Regions from separate parts of the Homo sapiens genome. Here region 2 is linked to region 1. A link is a contact called in ENCODE Hi-C or POLR2A ChIA-PET data. All regions are on one chromosome and are shown on one strand. The core of a region is the stretch at or near the end of the contact, and the rest is flanking DNA. Distances in the headings are between cores, read along the strand shown. Region 1 overlaps OXNAD1 (oxidoreductase NAD binding domain containing 1). Region 2 has its middle 78 kb from the start of PLCL2UT.

Evidence for each region. Hi-C counts contacts between places; a loop is a spot of excess contacts on that map. ChIA-PET counts read pairs that join two places held with the same protein, here RNA polymerase II (POLR2A). Pooled maps may share reads with other maps.
Region 2: a pooled map shows a loop between it and region 1 (2.8-fold over the local background). The contact joins two enhancer-like sites. A Hi-C loop is called at or near these places in 5 of 37 single-sample maps with no recorded cell type and 3 of 50 pooled maps. POLR2A ChIA-PET finds 5 or more read pairs at or near these places in 1 of 52 experiments (activated naive CD4-positive, alpha-beta T cell).

The regions. Positions count from the first base shown.
Region 1 is chr3:16,288,498-16,292,135 of GRCh38, forward strand. The region is part of intron 5 of OXNAD1 (oxidoreductase NAD binding domain containing 1); the gene reads left to right. Among named protein-coding and RNA genes, the nearest start is that of OXNAD1, 25 kb to the left of the region's middle. Within about 2 kb of position 2,299, at least 7 of the 41 ENCODE cell types and tissues checked have a DNase peak (open chromatin) inside an H3K27ac peak, as active enhancers do.
Region 2 is chr3:16,799,679-16,803,815 of GRCh38, forward strand. No RefSeq gene overlaps it. Among named protein-coding and RNA genes, the nearest start is that of PLCL2UT, 78 kb to the left of the region's middle. Within about 2 kb of position 2,198, at least 2 of the 41 ENCODE cell types and tissues checked have a DNase peak (open chromatin) inside an H3K27ac peak, as active enhancers do.

The sequences.
Region 1 (3,638 bases), core at 1,049-3,548:
TGGAGCTTTGGCCACAGATCCCCATGTAGACACCTTCAGCATAGATCAGATATAGGCCTCAAGGGGCTCTTTTTGCACTACACTGTATTCTTACTGGGCCTTGCAGAGAGGGCTGGTTCCTGTAGCAATAAACCAGTTCCAAGAACTGTAGCAATCCAATCCCGAGAGAAAGGCCAAAGGCAGAACCACCTCAAAACATCTCTCACATGAGCAGGGTTGAACTTCTTGGTTCATCTTACTAGTAGGCCTACCACTTGCTAGCTCCTTGGTGAGGCCTGCCCTTGACCAGAATTCCTCCTCCCTTGGGGTGGAAAGCTTGGCACTCACTCTTGGGTCTGGAGCATGCCACCACTGGTCCTCACACAGTGTGCAGCTGCCCTGAGTTTCTAGATTCACATTTGGCTGTGGTGCTCACTGCCTGCCTCTGGCATTGGTTATGCTACTGTGGGTAGCAGTGTATTGTCGCCTAGTGCCCTGGAGACTGCTCAGCTCACATGCTTGCTTTCTACCAGCCAGCTCTGTGATGTGGTCAGTTTCCTTATTTGTCTGGGCTTCAGTTCTCATATCTTCAAAGAGGGAGCAGTAGTATTCCTACGTTTTGGGATATTTAAAGTGTTTAGCATAATGCCTACTGTTAACTTCATTTGTTTGATTTTAGCTTTTGTTATTGCTAATAAGTATTTCATTCAGTTAGATCATATGTGCTGATAAGGCCCAGGGGACAGATTCCAATTCTTATCTCCTTGGTCAGTTTCCCTGCACTGAAGCTGTTGATTGGAAGAGTGGCAGGCCAGGCAGGAGTGGGGGCTTATCACCACCATGTCACCACTGATGCCCCAGTCAGTACTCAATCCACACTTGGCTGGGTATAGCTTGCCTCCTGAGGGGAAGTAAGGCCAAAGCATTTTCACAGAGTGGAGGGAATTCCTGGTCCTAGTGTGTCTGACTTTCTACAAGATAACATAAGTTTAGATGCTAGAAAGCAACTTTGAGCCCTGCTGAGAGAAAGAGGACACCAAGAAGAAACACTGGAGGAGCAAGATTAGAGAAATAAGACTTTATACCTACCCTTGAGCAGGGCTGCCACACTGTAGATAGATAATATCCTTGCAACCTACACAAGCATGTGTGGCAGCCCTGATTCTCACAGGACTGCACATAACATAGCACTGTATTCCTTGGCATCTTTTTCAAACTGTGTCCTCCCCCATTACTCATCTGGTAAGCATTGTGTGTCTTTTAAGACTGTTTAAAGGGCATCTCTTCTGTGAAGTCTTTCTTAATTCCTGTACTCCTGGTAGAATTGACTCCTCCTTCCTCTGCCTTGCCTCGCTACGCTAAGCAGATTTTATCATTGCCCATTTAATTGTATGTATTTGTTAATTTTCCTCCTCTTAGAGTGGGTTCATTGAGGGCAGCAACTAAGACATATGTGCATCTTTGTACCTCCAGCAAGTACCACAGTGCCTGTATATGGTAGGCAGGTGCTCTCTTAGATGTTTGCATTAAGTGAATGAGTGAGGGGCTCTGAGAACTGTAGGCAAGGACTAAAGAGTTCTGGGATCTCATAGTATAGCTGCTGTGTGCTTGGCACTGGGGCTCCCTTTGTGGACAGGACCTGGCTGCCTGGTGTGTCATGGTTGGATGTGGACATCCACTGCTTCACCGCGCACCTAGGCTCCTTCTGCATACACTCACTCATTGGGTATATAGTAAGGGCTTTAACTCATGGCTCCAAGAGTGCTCATCCTGCAAAGGACATTTTTAAAGGTGTGTGTTTAAGGTATAATTCTTTCTTGGACAGATGTTTTATGAAATATGTATTGTGCATATTTTCTTAAATCCATTCAGATGAAGTTTTTATGTAACTTAAATTCTTCTGTATTTTTTAATGAAGGAGTCCTTTTTTTCCAAAGGTAGCTTTCCAGAGTTACTAGAGAAGAGGGTTGGTTCCCTTTCATTCAACTGAGAGAATGGCCTTCATCAGCATTGAGCAGCAGAGGGCACTGTAGTTCAGGAGATGAAGCAGCAAAAGTAGCTTATTAATGTATTTATTTTTTAAACATGGAAATAATGGAGATTTTTGTATACCTCCTCTGTGATAGCATATAGCAACTGTGTTAACAAATGCTAACGATAGTCTTTTAAATTTTTATCTTGTCAGAAATGAAAAGAAAGTTAAAGTACTCATGGAAAAGAGTCAAGTGAAAATAGGTTAAAGTTGGCCAAAGACCTTTTCTGGAGCACTTCCAATCCAGAACTGGTTTTTAAACACTTATAATAAATGACTGGAAATGTAAGGCCATAGACTGCAGGAGAATATTTTTTTAAGGTCATAGATCAGATTAGAGAACATCTTTTGCTTTTCTTTTAGGCCTGTATGTAGGTAAGCAACTGGGGAAGGATGATACTTTTTGCTCTTGTGATGGCTGTGAAACACCTAGATTGGATGTTTATGTTTCCCAGATATGGGGATGAGAATTTTTTGTGGTTCTGTGTTCCAATACATTTTTCTTGGTATGTGACTAGGTTTATTGCATTTCCTAGAATCCTCACCAAAAAAGGGTTTCTGTGGCATAGAATTATTGAAAGCTTGAAACCCAGGAGTTCTAGACTACAGGATGTGGTTAGAAGAAAAGAAGGAAACGTTAAGACTTGTGTAACTCAGAGGCCATATCGGCCTATTAAGTCTGTCAAATACTAGTGGGAGAGTTTTTGTTGCTTTTCTTGACCCTTTTTTCATACTTTTTAAAACTTAAAAAGACTGTTATGTTGAGATATATTCATATAAAATTCAAACATTTAAAGTGTACAATTCAGAGGTTTTAGTATATTAACAGAGTTGTGCAGCTATCAGCACAATCACATTTAGAACATTTTTATCCCAGAAAGAAACTCTGTAATGATTCTTATTCATTCCCTATCCTCCTGCCCGGCTTAGATGACCACTAATCTATTTTGTCTCTATGGATTTGTCTCTTATAGACATTTTATACCAGCAGAATCATACAATACAGTGTGTGGTCTTTTTGTGATTGGCTTCTTTCACTTAACATGATTTCAGGGTTCATCTATGTTGTAGCCTGTATCAGTACTTCATTCCATTGTATGGATATGCCACATTTTGTTTATATCTTCATTAGCTGATGGACATTTACATTGTTTCCACTTTGGGGCTATTGTGAATAATGCTGCCATGAACATTCATGTACAAGTTTTTGAGTGAACATACAGTTTCACCTGTCTTAGGTCTAAACCTAGGCATGGAATTGTTGGGTCATATGCTAACTAACTAACATTTTCAGGCACTATTAAATTGTTTTCTAGAGTGGCTGTGCCATTTTACATTCCCACCAGCAATGTATAAATGTTCCAATTTCTCCAGACCCTAACACTATTGTTTGTCTCTTTGATTATAGCCATCCACGTGGGTGTGAACTGCCAGCTCATTATGATTTTGACTTACATTGCCCTAATGACTATTGATGTTGAACATCTCTTCATGTGCTTATTAGCCATTTATATGTCTTCTTTGAAGAAATATTAATTTAAAGTATTTTGTCAGTTTTTTATTTGGTTGTCTCTTTATTACTGAGTTGTAAGAGTTCTTTATATAATCTGAATACAAGAACCTTAAT
Region 2 (4,137 bases), core at 948-3,447, 510 kb after region 1:
TGGGTTGGATTGGCAGATCTTACTACAACTTTGTCTATAAAAGATACACTTGAAATTTTCTTAAATTCTAGGAAGTATAGGCATTTTTTCTTTTCTCCTTTCCTTCCTTTTTTCCTTTCTACAAATATTTATTTGAGTATCTACAAGGCCTCCTGATGGGTCGTGGGAATATAAAGTTCATCCAGACATGGTCCCTGCCCTCATCCAGCTTATGGTTTGGTGGGGGAGACATATTAATCACACTGCATAAGTTTGAATTAGATTCAGATACAAGTTGAAATAAACTAAAATGAAGATGAGTTACACAAGATAGAAGGTTACTTCTCTGTCATGTCACTGTAGGTAGACCAGTGTTGATACTGTGTCCCACAGTGTTAGTGACTCAGGTTCCTTCTGTCTTGTTGTTCCTTATCCCCAGCATGTGGCTTCCACTTCATGGTCCAAGATAATGGCTTAGTCTCCAGCCATCATGTATTCCAGCCAGAGGAAGGAGAAAGGTATAATGAAAGGCATGTCCTGGAAAATGAACACACCACTTCCACTTACAAATCTTTGGCTGTAGTTTAGTCACACCTCCACACTTAGCTGTAATAGGGGCTTTTAAGTCATGTGCCCTGTTAAAAACTGGGGCTTCTGTTACCAAGAAAGAAGGTGAAAGCAGGCAGAGGGACCAGGCTTGGTCTAGAAGATTAGTTTTAAAGAGAAACTTAAAAAGAATTGAGATCTGAAAAATAGGTAGGCTTTAACCAGGGGAAGAGTGACCAGGAAGAATAAACATCATGTGCGAAGGACCTGTGGCAAGAGGGAGCCGGCCTGTTGGAAGGACTAGAAACAAACAAGCAAACAAAATTCCATAGTATCTGAAGTACAGAGGAGGAAGGAATGTGAAGCAATGTGAAGGAATGTAAACGTCCCCTATGCAGTCAGGGGACAATGTTGCACAGCCTTGGAGGGCTTATTAGGGATTGTGATCTTCACTCTAAAAACAATGGTATGTCATTAAAGGTCTTTAGGAGGATAGTATGATCAAATTTACATTGTAACTTGTAGGAAACAAATTAGAGAGGACAAGAGTGGATGTTTAAAGACCAGAGACCTCCAGATGAGAGATGAATGTAACTTGATCTAAGATAATGCTAGGAAAGAAAATAAAAATGAGAGGAATCAAGAACTATTTTTAGAAGGCAAACTCAACAAGACTTAGGCATGAATTAGTGTGGGAAGGTAGTGAGGAAGAGAAGGAGGAAGGGATAAGAATGGAGCAAGAAATAAGAAATGAATTTAAGAATATTCTTTCTTAAATATGAAAATGAAAATTGGCATTCAGGCAATGCAAGGGGATCTCAGGATACTTGTGCAACATAGCACACATAAAGTACTATAATTTAAAATCACTTGAGACATGATGTTCATATAGGTCAATTATAAGTTGTCTCTCTTAAGATTTATTTTAAGAAGTACATCTAGTCTTCATGATTTACATTAAAATTATTTATTTAAAATTATGTTGTTGCTGTTAAGATTTATTTGAAGAAGTACATCCAGTCTTCATGATTTGCATTAAAATCCAAATCCATTTTGCTTTTGGTTTAATATTTGCTATCAGTTTCACATTGTAGGAATTTAAAAAAAATCCACTCTATTCTAGAGGCAGTACTGACCCTCCAAAACGTGTAATGTGGTCTCTACAGATTTTGAAGTGATGAAATCTCCATTTCCTCTGCAGCCCTCTCAAGTTCCTCTTAAAGAGGAAGTGAAAGTTAACTCCCAGTTCTTCCTGGGCACAGGAGGACAGCTGACTGGAAAGAATATATATAAATGGATTATATTCAAGAGTGCCTTAGATAAAGGAAATACCAGTCATTCATCCTACAAAATTTATTTGGCACTATCCTGTGTCAGGCCCTAGGCATAACTGGAATGGTCAGACTAGACAAACTGAGGCTGTCAGAAGGCATCAGGAAGAAAAAAATCATGATGCAAACTATCTGCTTTCCTTTGTCTTGAGATTAACCAGTAGTTTCCATAACTCGGTGTGCATCTGATTTTTTTGTTACAATTACAAAAATAATTAACTTTAATTTTTACACTTAGATGCAATGCTAAGGGACTGTTTGGACCACAATTTAGTCTCTGCTTTGAGTATATTGAAAATAGCCCAAAGTAGCTGTCAAGGCATAAACAACTCAGGAGGAAAGCATCGCTGTGGTTTTACTGAACAGATGGTCTGATGACGTCAGTGTCTCCAAATTACCTGCAGCCAAAGCAGATGGAAAAATTAACATCGAAGCCCAAGCTTGATGGCAGACAGGGAGTCACAGAGAACTTCAGGGGAGAAAGTCACATGGGATGATTTCTTTGCTTTGTTTTCAAGCTCTACGAGGAATCTTTTTCTCTTCCCAAATTCCTTGAATAAAATCACAAGAATTATTACAGTTGGTCCCACAAACAACCACCACGAAGACAGGGCTGGAGGACATGGCATTCAGTAATGCCTCTGCCACTAAAAAATAATATTGATTCTAAAAAGAGATTATTAATTGTGTAAAAGCGTTGTGTAGCTGAAAAGAAACATCTCAGCGCTACAATTGAATATGACAGTTCTTGGAAAATCATCATAATGGCTGCATATTTAGCTCTGGACACATTGTATTTTGAGAGATTTACATTCCATTTTTCTCCAAAAGGCTGCATTACAATTAACATTTTCACCTAGGACTGACTGCCCAGCACTTTATCTCTGTCGATCTTATTTCCTTGTTTAGCGTTGTGTTTTCACCTTTTCCTGCATGCCAGTGTCTGGGTCTTTATTTCCATTATGCAAAGTTGTCAGCTGCATAAAGTGATGCATTCCAGCCTTAACTATAGATCAGCCAATCTGTGCTGGATTATCTTGAGCTCAAGATCTAAAATCTGAGTCAGAATCATAGAGCTTTCTGTTTACAAATGAAGAAGTAGGTATTCAAGTTTCCATACTTGTCTGTGAGCACAGAGTGGGGAAGTGGCTGAAGGCAGAACAAGAACACAGGGGTCCACTTTCTAAGGCCTCGTGGCCTTTATAGCTCTACAAACCCCAAGTGTCCCTAACTCTTCTCTCTCAAGGGATACAGACTCTGATATAACTGGATTCTATGCTCCAAACTCAAAGGGAATGCAGTAGAAGCTGAAAAACGAATTTTTTGATGTATTTTTCTAGAACACTATTGTCTAATTTTCATGGCAGCCTAGCATGGTGCAAGGTTGTCTTGGTTTAAGTTCCAGGAAAAAATACCCAGCAAGAAGAATCTGAGTACAAGAAATTTTGGGGAGAGATGGTCCCAGGAAGCAAAGGAGGGGAAGAGAGGAAGCAAGACAAGGAAGGGGAAAAATAAGCCTCAGAGTCATCCCAACCAAGAGGCAAGGGAGATGGGGTATGTATCCTCCAACTCTCATCTGTCATTATATGAGAGCTGTTTCCAGGGGCATTAACTTCCTCTGCTTCTGAGACTAATGGCCTGCCTCACTGGGGTGAGAGAAAGCCCTCAAGTGGAGCGTGGCAGATGCTTGCAACAGAAGGCAGTGGAAAGATGTGGGGTGTGGGCAGAGCATGGGCAGCAGTTGCTATAGTCAGATATCGGCTCACATCTGTATCCATTGACTTGCTGGATGGTCTCAGACAAGGTACTTTCCTTCTCTAATTCTAAATTTTTTCATCTGTAAAATGGGGAGAACAGTACGATCATGTAATATTACGAGCAGTAAATGGAATGATAATCCAGGTAAAGTGCTTAGCACAATGCTTAACACAGAGGAGGCCCTTGATATGGGGCATTATTATCATTGTTTGTTTTCTTGCCTGCGTTAAGTGCCTGGGGAAAAAATGAAATTTAGAATCACATCAGGTGCTACAGCAGATAGAGCCCTTAGGTCGACCTCCAGATTTCACAGCAGAGGAAGCTTGAGGATGAGGGAAGTGGCTGTCTGTCCCATGAAAAAAATCTTCTATTAGAGTGTGGCAGAGCCAGACCTGTACACTAGAGCATCTGGTTCTATGTGCAGTGCTCTTTCCAGCACCCTGAACTGACTCCTTTAGAATTATTTGTAGAATATAGATCTAGGAGGAAGAGTGAATGATCATTGTGTTCTGGATGGCAAAAA